2 separate regions of the Homo sapiens genome follow, and region 2 is linked to region 1. Evidence: chromatin loops called from intact Hi-C (ENCODE). Cell type or tissue: PC-9. All regions are shown on one strand. Each heading gives the region's core, and the rest is flanking DNA. Links, peaks and the distances in the headings are about the cores only. Region 1 has its middle 45 kb from the start of MIR4454. Region 2 overlaps LOC105377517 (a long non-coding RNA gene).

The links. A loop is a pair of places that touch in the nucleus more often than their neighbours do. Peaks named below come from ENCODE experiments on the same cell type or tissue, not always from the same donor. Only the 100,000 strongest peaks of a DNase experiment are listed, where the experiment ranks them.
Region 2: it touches region 1 in a loop (2.1-fold over the local background); 2 of 110 quality-filtered maps call a loop at or near these places.

The regions. Positions count from the first base shown.
Region 1 is chr4:163,046,100-163,051,479 of GRCh38, forward strand. No RefSeq gene overlaps it. Among named protein-coding and RNA genes, the nearest start is that of MIR4454, 45 kb to the right of the region's middle. In PC-9, for the core only: a CTCF peak has its summit at 2,542 (motif pointing right); no DNase peak of the experiment used is centred there.
Region 2 is chr4:163,172,896-163,178,275 of GRCh38, forward strand. It overlaps LOC105377517 (a long non-coding RNA gene), which reads left to right. Exons shown (of 3, transcript XR_939414.2): 2 at 4,982-5,126. Among named protein-coding and RNA genes, the nearest start is that of NAF1, 8.7 kb to the left of the region's middle. In PC-9, for the core only: no CTCF peak of the experiment used is centred there; no DNase peak of the experiment used is centred there.

The sequences.
Region 1 (5,380 bases), core at 209-5,208:
TATATTTCTTGTTCTATTAGCCGTAGACATTTTGTCTTGACTACTTATCTGCTTTATAAGCTGAGATTATTAGCTTCAGCTTATTTCTATGTGTGCTTAAAAAAAGAAATTAAAACTGGCACATGGAAACATGCCTTAAGATGAAGTAAAAATAGAAAACAAAGTCAAAGACTTCTTGTGTATGCTCATTCATAATAGTAGGTTTTTTATTTCTGATTTTGCAAATTGGCTGTTAAAGGAATGCAATGAAGAAAATTTATTTACCTAATATGGTAATGTCTGCAAAAAATTATAATTTTTATGTCTATGAGAGTATGAGATAGAAATAGTAAAACAACTCATTCCTTCCTAATTTTTATTTGTACTTTCAATGTGAAAAGCTGTGTTATCTTTCTCTCTGTATATTTCATCAGTAACAGCGATTTCATATACAAAATACACTCAATATTTATATGACTCTGTCTTCTTTCAAATATAGCTACTCTGGAATTCAGGAGAAGAAACACATATAAAAACACAAAGAAAAACCATGTTAAGCCTATGCAATTGAGGGGATAGATGTGTTTTATGGAGGAAAATATGATGCTGGATCAATAATTGAGGAGAAATTATATTACAAATATTACAAAAGAAAGAAAACAGTGAGAGAATTATCTACATTTTCACCTCATCAGTCACTGCCTACAACTTGTGGCTAAATTTGAGTGAAAAGTTACTATCTAATCAATTCCAAAGCTTCTAAAAGTAGGAGACCTACTGTTATGTAAATCATCACCTGATTTCACAGTTAAATGTGTAAAAGTGAACAGTCTTTCACCAATTTTCTAGGCGACTGTGCTAAAGCTATCTTTAGAGAAATGAAATGTGACAGCAGTATAATTTCATTAGATATGTGGCCTATTTTAAAGCCTGAATGGGGGTAGGGGAGGGAAATAAAAGGGCTATTGTAAAAATTTATGCAGATTATAATAAAGGCAAACAGAGTAGTAGAGAAGTAGAATGTAACTGTCATAGCTGGCTTCCCAGGAGGTGAACTCTGAGATGTAGAATAGTGCTCAAGAAGTGTATTACAACTTCATACATATTCCTAGAATCAACTTTTGGGATGAGAAGGGAAGGAGAGGAAGCTGTATTTGCAGAGGAAAAAGTTTTACTGATGTACACTTGTAATAAGGAACTCTACAGCTGGAATCACCCTTCAGAGACTTCCTGAGTTGAGACAAAGACATCAAACTTTTTTCTCCTCAGGCTTCTCAGGGATGACTGAGACAGCAAACTTGTATAATCCTCTCCCCAGCCCCCACTTCCACATCAACCATGGGTTGGATTCAGGCTGCCCTGGGGAAGGGAGTTGTTGAGGTAAGTTAACAGGAGAAGGTCAATAATTGATCATTATCAGCAGGCATCATTCCCAGCAGCTGGGAGAGTAAGTCCTTCGGTTCTGAAAGGGGAACTGGACAGTGCATCACAGCATCTAATGCCATTTACTCTTTGGTCACTCAGATCCACTTCATGTAAGTTCAGGAAACAGCTCCTCCAGGATTCTGATAGTCCTCTTTTCTTGGGAAGAAACAGAACGGGGAGGTTTGTGGGATGAACTCTAGCGCGCACAGAGTCTCACGACTATTACTCATCTTTTCCTTTCCCTGCTATCCATTCTAGATCCTGCTTGCCTTCAGCTGGTGCCACTGCTGGACTAGGTGGCTCACCTGATGGGCATGAGCCAAATCCTCATCCTTGCAGGCTCTCAGCCTCTGGCCACCAGTTCTTTCTCAGGCAATGACTATTATACCCATTTACACTGAAAACTGGGCAAGAGAGTACCAAGAGACAACCAAGTGGATAGCTAGATGTCAAAGAGATGCCTCCATTCCCCCACTGTGTAATGACACCACGACTTCCTCCTGATAATCTGGGTGTATTATTTCTGCCAGGATGATGAATGCTCTTTAAAGCTGGCAACTTTTCATGTAACTCTTTTAGAAGCTTTTCCCTCTCTGGGAACCAGGATCTCTAAATCTGCAGAAGCCATGATTGTGGCGCTAGAAAGTACAGATGATAGTTAGCAGGAGAATGCTTACTTCTGCCCCTTAGCTCCCAGACCCATGTATTCTAACAACTGAAGACACAGCACCACACACTAGTCCTTGATTTAACTTGCATATTGCATCCTGGAGGATGGCAGCTCATCTTGCAGTGCATCATATCGGGCTTGTGCTTCAGTTGAGCCTCCCATGAACTATGCCATTGCTCTATAATCCCTGCAGGTCCCGGGTGGTATAGTATGTGACAGAACCTGTAGACCTTTTGGTTCATATTTTCATTGGTAAACCTCCTTTCCTGTTAAGTAGGCTCTCTGATGTGATGTTGCATGGGTTACCATATCAATGGATCAGACGCATGTCAGCCCTTGAATATGGGTTTTGGCTAAAGCCCCAAAAGTAGGAAAGGCAAACCTGGAGCTGAAAAATGTAACATATTTCCATCAAAATTAATTGTTTCTCCTCAGGGTAGAAAAAGAGCAATGATGCCCACTTGCCACCAGGTGGCTGCTTCATCTTCTGAAGACCAAGGTCCTCCCCATCAGTTACCATTGTAGGCAGTTGGGACTTTTGGCAGCGGCAATGGCTAGATCAGATGTGCAGCAGTTGTCCCTTAAGTGCAAGTTTGCTTTCCAGGGTCTTCGTGGCCTGTGGTACAGAGAGAGGGAGACCACATTCACATAACTTTCCTTACAGTATATTGTTATAATTATTCTATTTTCTTAGTGCTGTTTTTAATATCTTACTGTGCCTAATTTATAGACAAATCTTTATCATAGATACATGTGTATATGAAAAAAACAGAGTATATACAGGGTTCAGTACTATTCACAGTTATAGGTATCCACTGGGGGTCTTGGAACATAGCCCTCACAGATAAAGGGGGACTGCTATAGTTAGGGGGGACCTGTGCTGTTGGACTTTATATATATGGTCTCCATCTCTGCCAACAAGGTCACTGTTTCTGTGCCCACTGGGCCAGTGCTGGTGTGGCCAATCACCCAGGCTGGTAGGGTCAACTGGCTGAGCCATTCGTTCTCTTGGTTGTTCAGTGCTTCTTCCATCATGGGTGCTCTCTGGTTGGTGTTGACATGAGATACAAAGATCTTGCCATGGCTGTATCATTTCATTGTCCTCACTAAGTACTACTATCAGATCCATTTTCCTCAAACACTGCTTTATTTAAGTTATCCTCCTCGTTTAAAAGCATCAAAAGTGTTCCCCTTTTTCCTAAAGAAAAAATGAAACCAAAATTGTAAAACCTTCTCTAACCTTGTTCTAATTAACCTCTCTACTCCATACACAAAATATCGATGCAAATCGGAATGGTCTACATATCATCCCCCACAAATACGCAATTGGATTGCTTCTTTTGTGCTTTGCCCATACCATTTTACCCTTTTGAAAAGCTCTTCCTTCTCCTATTCATCTTTCAAAATGATCTAGATGAAAATATACATGGTAATCTAAGATCCGGCAGTGATCTCTCTCCCCTCTAGATTTTATCTTGAGAATACTATGGTGCATAGAGCACCCTATTAAAAATTCTTTGCATATAATCTCTCAGCCACTCTCATATCATTGTTCTGCTTTGTAATTTACCTTCCCACACAATTAAGTCATTTTTCTAGTCTGTCTAAAGTGTAAATAATTTGAGGGAAGGTAGTATGTTGGCGCCGTATGCACTATAGTGCCCAGTAAATCCTGAATCAATGAATGTGAAAAAATACCTGCTGGAAGGTAAACATTTGTGCCACTTTCTCATTGAGAAAGAAGCCCTCCTAAATGCAGGATTTATACCATCCTGGAAATGGCAGCACTTAACATAATGCCAAATTATGTTCCATTCTAGGCCTATTTGTACCAACAGGGGGTCTCAGTACATTCACTGTGTAAAAAGGAAAGCTAATTCTTACAGTGTGGGATTCATGCAGGTCTTTTGTGTAAAAAAGAAAGTAAAAGCTAATATGATACACATATAATAGCAATGAAAGCCTGGGTAGCACATTACCAGCTAGAATCACCAGGTAAAACACCCCCAGTGGTAAGTAATTATTCAGTGAACACCAAGCATTGAAGGCAGCATGCTAATGAAATTTTATAATCATAGCCATATTCAAGTAAAGCACCAAATGCCTGAAGATCAAGTCATTCATATGAAAGCATCTTTCCATCTTGGTTGCCAAAATAATTGTGAATTTTACTTTTTTAAAAATTATCTTTTGTTTCTAAATTTTTCAAGAGTTGAAGCTATTGAGTTTATTACAGTTCACCACTCAGTCACATCCTTTTAATGCTGCTAGGAATTAGGATCACATGACTCCACAAAATAACATTATAGGACCAGAATCTAGAGCAGTGACTCAAGTAGGAGCGATTTTGCTGCACACACCACCACTCCACTGCAGCCAGAAGACATTTGGGAATGTCCAAAGACATTTTAGTTGTCACAACCTGATGGGGGAGATGCTTCTGGCATCTAGTGGGCAGAGGCTGACATGCTGCTAAATATTTCACATTGCACAGGACAGCCTCCCACAACAAAATATTTTCCTGCCTAAATATCCATATTGCTGAGGTATAGAAAACCTAATCTAAAATGAGGTCCTTTTTTTTTTTTTTTTTTTTTTTTTTTGAGATGGAGTTTCACTCTCGTTGCCCAGGCTGGAGTGCAGTGTCCCGATCTCAGCTCACTGCAACCTCTGCCTCCCGGGTTCAAGCGATTCTCCTGCCTCAGCCTCCCAAGTAGCTGTGATTACAGGGGCCCACCACCACACCCAGCTAATTTTTGTATTTTTAGTAGAGATGGGGTTTTGCCATATTGGCCAGGCTGGTCACAAGACGTGCTTTTTTTTTTTTTTTTTTTTAGGTTGTTTTAGTCAAACAACCTAACAAAAGGAAGTGCATCTTTCCTCTAGAAGTAAGAGATTAAACTGTGGCTTCAGTTTAAAATTAATTTATTGTATATAAAGACAAGAATAGATTTAAGAGGCAGTGATAACAAAGTATCATCTAAAATTTTGTCTAGAAATTTTGTATTGTAGCCAAGGTAGATCATACCATAAAGCAATGTGGAATTAAAACCACAGTGAATTCTGCTTCAGTTTCTTGTATTCTATGGACTTTAAGAGTTGCAAAATGACTTCTATTACCACAGTTGAAATGACATGGCATATTTTGAAGTTATCTGCTTCCCAGGGCTGGATATTAGGCAAGACATCGTTACCATTGCCATGTGGATCCTTTAAATGTATTCCAACCAAATGGTTTCCAGAACCTGCTGTACTGTAACTCTTTCTGTATTTACAGCCTTTTCATCTCTCCTTGCCTCTTCCATT
Region 2 (5,380 bases), core at 188-5,187, 130 kb after region 1:
TTAGAAACCAGGAATGCAGATCAAAGGATTGCTCTTTTTGTGATTTTCTACAGACAGGGAGATTTTCCAGTTCTTTTCTGTTTTGCTTCCCTCTGCTAGAGACCAAACTTTTTGCCCCCTCTGCAAGCGGGAGAACTCTGCTTTCAGCAGTGAGGAGAAAAATGTCCTCCAAAACCACATTTTAATCTCAATACTCTCTCCATTAGCAGAAAGGCTACCATTTGACCTTTATGTTCTCTTAAGACACCTATTCTGCCTACAACTAGAATGGCATCTAAATAGAAAGGGGATTTTGTGTCTCGAAGTTAACTGGAACCACTACCTAAGAATAAATTCTCTAATCTGGTCCATAAGAGCAGATTATAAAGCTCAATCCAGTATACTCCCTCCATTAAGGGGTCTTGCCCAAATGCAATTGTTACATAGTCTCTCTCGAGACCCATCCATCAAGGAGTCATGCAGACCACACAAGTCTAGGAGGTCAAAGGGTAATCACCAAGCAGAGGACTAAGGTCACATGGGCTAGTAGTGTGACTAGCCCCATTGCTTAGTTCTGTGGTACCATGGTTTGAGGGTCATACCTGCAACTATGGGTGGCACTACAGTGCCAGGACCCAGGAACCAAGGAGGGAGAACAGTTGGGGTGATGCTCCCACTGTCTTTCCCCTCCACCCTGGGTCACACTGAAAAGAACAAGGAGACTGAGGGATGCCTCTTGTCTCTTTTCTAAATGGATAACAAGCCATCTTTGGCCTGCACTCCTCTGGAGTACATTCTGAAGCACTGGAACTCCTTTGACCTTGAGACTTTGAAGAAAAAGTGGCTCATTTTCCTTTGCACAAGGGCGTGGCCTTCTTACTATCTTGGAAATGAACAGACCTGGCCAGCTGAAGGAGCCTTGGTTTTAATCTTATCCAACAATTAGACCTTGTTTGTAGATGGGAGGGCAAGTGGCCCAAGCTCCTCTATGTACAGGCTTTCTTTGCCTTGAGAGACAACTCAGACCTTTGCAAGCATTGCACAATCGACTAAGCCCTCTTGATGGCCATATTGGGCAAGTCTGTAGAGAGTAGACTAAGTCAGAAAAGCAAGTTTTTAAGGAGCCATTGGAGGCAACTTCTAAGTGCCCCACCAGTTCTTCCTGTCCCCCTTATCCAGGATGCCCTGTGACTGTGCCATTGGCTCCTCTGGCTCCTCCAGCTCCCCCATCTCCAAAGCTCTCCACTGCCCCATCTTCACTCTGACCCCTACAAAAAATGCCAGATGGAATGGGCACCACTAGGGTGCAAGTTCCCTTCTCATTACAGGACCTTAGGCAAATAAAGGGAGACTTGGGCCAATTTTCTGATGACCCTGATAGGAATATAGAGGCCTTCTAAAATTTAACTCAAGTGTTTGACCTCACGTGGAGGGATGTTATGCTGTTTCTAAGCCAAACCCTCACTGCAGCTGAAAAAGTGGCACTCTGCAGGCAGCAGAGAAGTTCGGAGATGAAAAACATATCTCTTATAGTAGGCCAAAAAGGAAAAGGGGAGATATAGAAGGTGAGGAAATAACAGAACAACCATTCCCAATATGAAGAGAGGCTATACCTCTTGACGATCCTGATTGGACTCCCTGTGACCCCATAGACTAATGGAAAAGGAAACGCCTTTTAATGTGTGTGTTAGAGGGCCTTAGAAGAACTAGGGGCAAACCACTTAATTACTCTAAGTTGTCCACAATAGACCACAAGCCAGATGAGAATCCCTCAGCCCTCATGGAAAGGGTGAGAGAGGCACTAGTAAAACACACCTCTTTGTCCCCTGATTCAATTGAGGGATAGCTCATTCTAAAGGACAAGTTTATTATCCAGGCAGCTCCTGATATTAGAAGGAAACTACAGAAACTGCCATTACTGCTCAGAAGCCCTGGGTGATTCTGGAAATTGAAGGGAGGAGGGCGGACCTCCTCCTGGACACTGGAGCCAGTCTTTCTGTTCTCCTCTCCAATCCAGGCCTCCCCTCTTCCCATAGCACAATCATGGTGGGTGTTATAGGAAAGACTAACACGGTTTTTCTCTCAACCCCTTACTTGTAGTCAGGGGGACTTGTTATTTACACATGCCTTCTTGATCATGCCTGAAAGTCACATTCCTTTATTAGGTAGAGACATTTTAGCCTGCATAGGGACTAGCATCCTCATGGCCCTGGGACAGACTTTTTGTATTCCCCTAATGGAAGCCAATATTAATCCAGAAGTGTAGGCGGCTCAAGAAAGAATAGGTCGAGCTAAAACTGATAGGCCAGTTTAGATCCACCTTAAAAATCCCACTTCTTTTCCTAACCAGAGACTATATCCCCTAAAGCCAGAGGCTAGGAAAGGGCTAGAAACCATAATAATAACCTGAAAACGCAAAGCCTCCTCAAACCCTGTAACAGTCCTTGAAATACCCCGATACTAAGAGTGCAAAAATCCAATGGGGAATGGAGACTAGTTCAGGACCTCTGCCTCATTAATGAAGCCATAGTCCCAATTCATCTGATAATTCCTAATCCCTGCACCTTGGTAATCCAAATACCTGAGGGAACAGAATGGTTTATAGTCCTAGATTTAAAGGATGCCTTTTTCTGCACACTGTTACATCTTGACTCTCAATACCTATTTGCCTTTGAGGATCCCTCTGGCCAAACTTCCCAGTGAACCTGGATGGTGCTGCCTCAGGGATTTCGAGACAGTCCTCACTTGTTTGGACAGGCACTGTCTCATCCTCAGACCAGGTCTTGCAATATGTAGATGATCTTCTGTTCTGTGCCCCAAGTGAGGAAGATTCCCAGGAAGGCACTGAAGCTCTTCATAATTTCTTAGCTGACAGAGGATACAAGGTTTCAAAATCTAAGACCCAGCTTTGCCAGACTTTAGTAAAGTAACTGAGTTTACTGCTGTCTGAGGAAACCAGAGCATTAGAGAAAGAAAGGGTTAAGCCCATTTCTTCCTTCCCCCTCCCCAAGACCCTCAGGCAACTAAGAGGATTTTTAGGCATTACATGATATTGCAGACTGGATACCTGGGTATGGTGAGATAGCCCGACCTCTATGTCAGCTCATGAAGAAACTCAGGCAGCTAAAACTCACTTCCTGACCTGGGAAACTGAAGCCCCAAAGGGCTTTAACCAGTTAAAGCAAGCCCTACTTAAGGCACCAGCCCTCAGCCTTCCCCGACGAGGGCCCTCAATCTTTATGTATCTGGTAGCAGAAGCCACCAAATTAACCCTGGGAAATGGCTTAACTGTTTACACTCCACACAATGTAGAAGGATTGCTGTCCCCTAGGGGAAGCCTTTGGCTAACAGACAGCCGGCTCCTTAAATATCAGGCTCTGCTGTTAGCAGGGTCAGCAGTTCAGCTAAGAACTTGCTCTCACCCAAATCCAGCCATTTTCCTCCCCAAGGAAACTGGGGAATCTGAACATGACGGTGAACACATTGTGGTACAGACCTATGCAGCCAGGGAGGATCTCAAGGAGACTGCCCCAGAAAATCCGGACTGGACCCTCTTCATGGATGAGAGTTTCTTTGTAGAACAAGGAGTGAGTAGGCAGGATACACAGTAGTCACTCTGAATAATGTTATGGAAAGTGCACCTCTCTCCAGGCACAAGCGCTCAACTAGCTGAGCTGACAGCTCTTACAAGAGCACTTGAATTAAGCAAGGGAAACGTAACTAACATTTACACTGATTCTAAGTATCCTTTCTTAGTTCTCCATGCTGATGCTGCCATCTGGAAGGAGAGGCACTTTCTAACTGCTAATAGGTACCCTATAAAATACCATCAGGAAGTTAACAGGTTATTATCCTCGGTTTTCCTTTCTTGAGAGGTAGCAGTGATGCATTGTAAAGGCCATTAGAAGGAAATAGATGAAACAGCGGAAGGAAACAAGTTAGCTGATCAGGCAGCCAAGTCAGCAGCAAGAAAGCCTCAGGGCATCAACACACTTAAAGCCCCTCTAGTCTGGGAAGGCTCCGTAACAGCAATGAAGCCTCAGTACTCCTCTGAAGAGATAGAGTGGGCCACTTGGAGGTACATTTTCCAGCCTTTAGGATGGCTATAGCCAGAGAATGGCAAACTCCACTTGTCACCTCCTAGACAATGGAAAGTCCTTAAAATTCTTCACCAAACTTTTCACTTGGGAAAGGATAAAACTTATCAGTGTGCCCAGAGATTGTTTTCAGGAGATAACTTACTAAAAACAGTCAAATAGTGTGGCTTAAAAATAATTCCCTCAAGAAACGTCTCCTTCCTCCTCAAACCCAAAGAATAGAGAGCTATCCAGGGCAGGACTGGTAAATAGACTTCACCCACATGCCAAAGGCAAAGGTGGGACTTCTTTCACTAATGGGTAGAAGCATTTCCATGCTGTACAGAAAAAGCCTCTGAGGTAATAAAAGTTCTAGTTAATGAAATAACTCCCTGCTTTGGCCTACCTAAGCATCTCAAAACTGACAACAGCCCCTCATTTAAAACAGCTGTCACCCAGAGGGCCAAAGGCTCGAGGCATACAGTATCATCTCCATTGTGCTTGGATGCCCCAGTCCTCAGGGAAGGTAGAGAAAAAAACAACATTATCAAAAGACACCTCATAAAACTGTCCAGGGAAACTCACCTTCCTTGAGTCACTCTTCTTCCCATAGCTTTACTACAGGTAGGAAGTATCCCTTCAAAGTCAGACTTGAGCCTTTTCGATATGCTGTATGGACAGCCTTTCCTTACAAATGACTTCCTATTAGACCAAGAAACCTTGAATTGGTTAAGCATGTAACCTCCCTAGCTCACTTCCAACAGGAATTAACCAACTAGTGGAGGTGGCCCAACACTAGGAAACAGGACCACCTTTATTTAACCCAGGATATTTAGTACTGGTGAAGGCTCATTCCTCTCTCTCTCCATCTTTAAGCCCAAGTTGGGAGGGACCTTACACTGTTCTTGTTTCTACCCCCTCGGCAGTAAAAGTTACAGGAATCAACTCCTGGATACATCACAATCAAGTTAAGCCTTGAAGAACTGAAGGAGAAGTCCCTGACAGCTCGGAACACCCTCAATATCACTGTGAAGAAATGGGGGATCTCAAGCTGAGAATCACCAAAGATAAGTAAATGAGTGAGGACTATTCATTCTACTTAGTCCCACCTTCGTCCTACCAGATACTCTCAGTTATTTCCACCTTTCCCTTTGAGATTTGCCACCAGATATTAGAACTCCTCTTTGACGCATACTTGCAGGGAGACTGACTATCTGTGGGGTTACATTTGTAGCTTCATAGACTCACAGGGGGAAATTCTATATCCTGGTGAATAAAATTTTAAATAATTTACTGCATTACAGTTGGAGGAACTGCTATGCTCA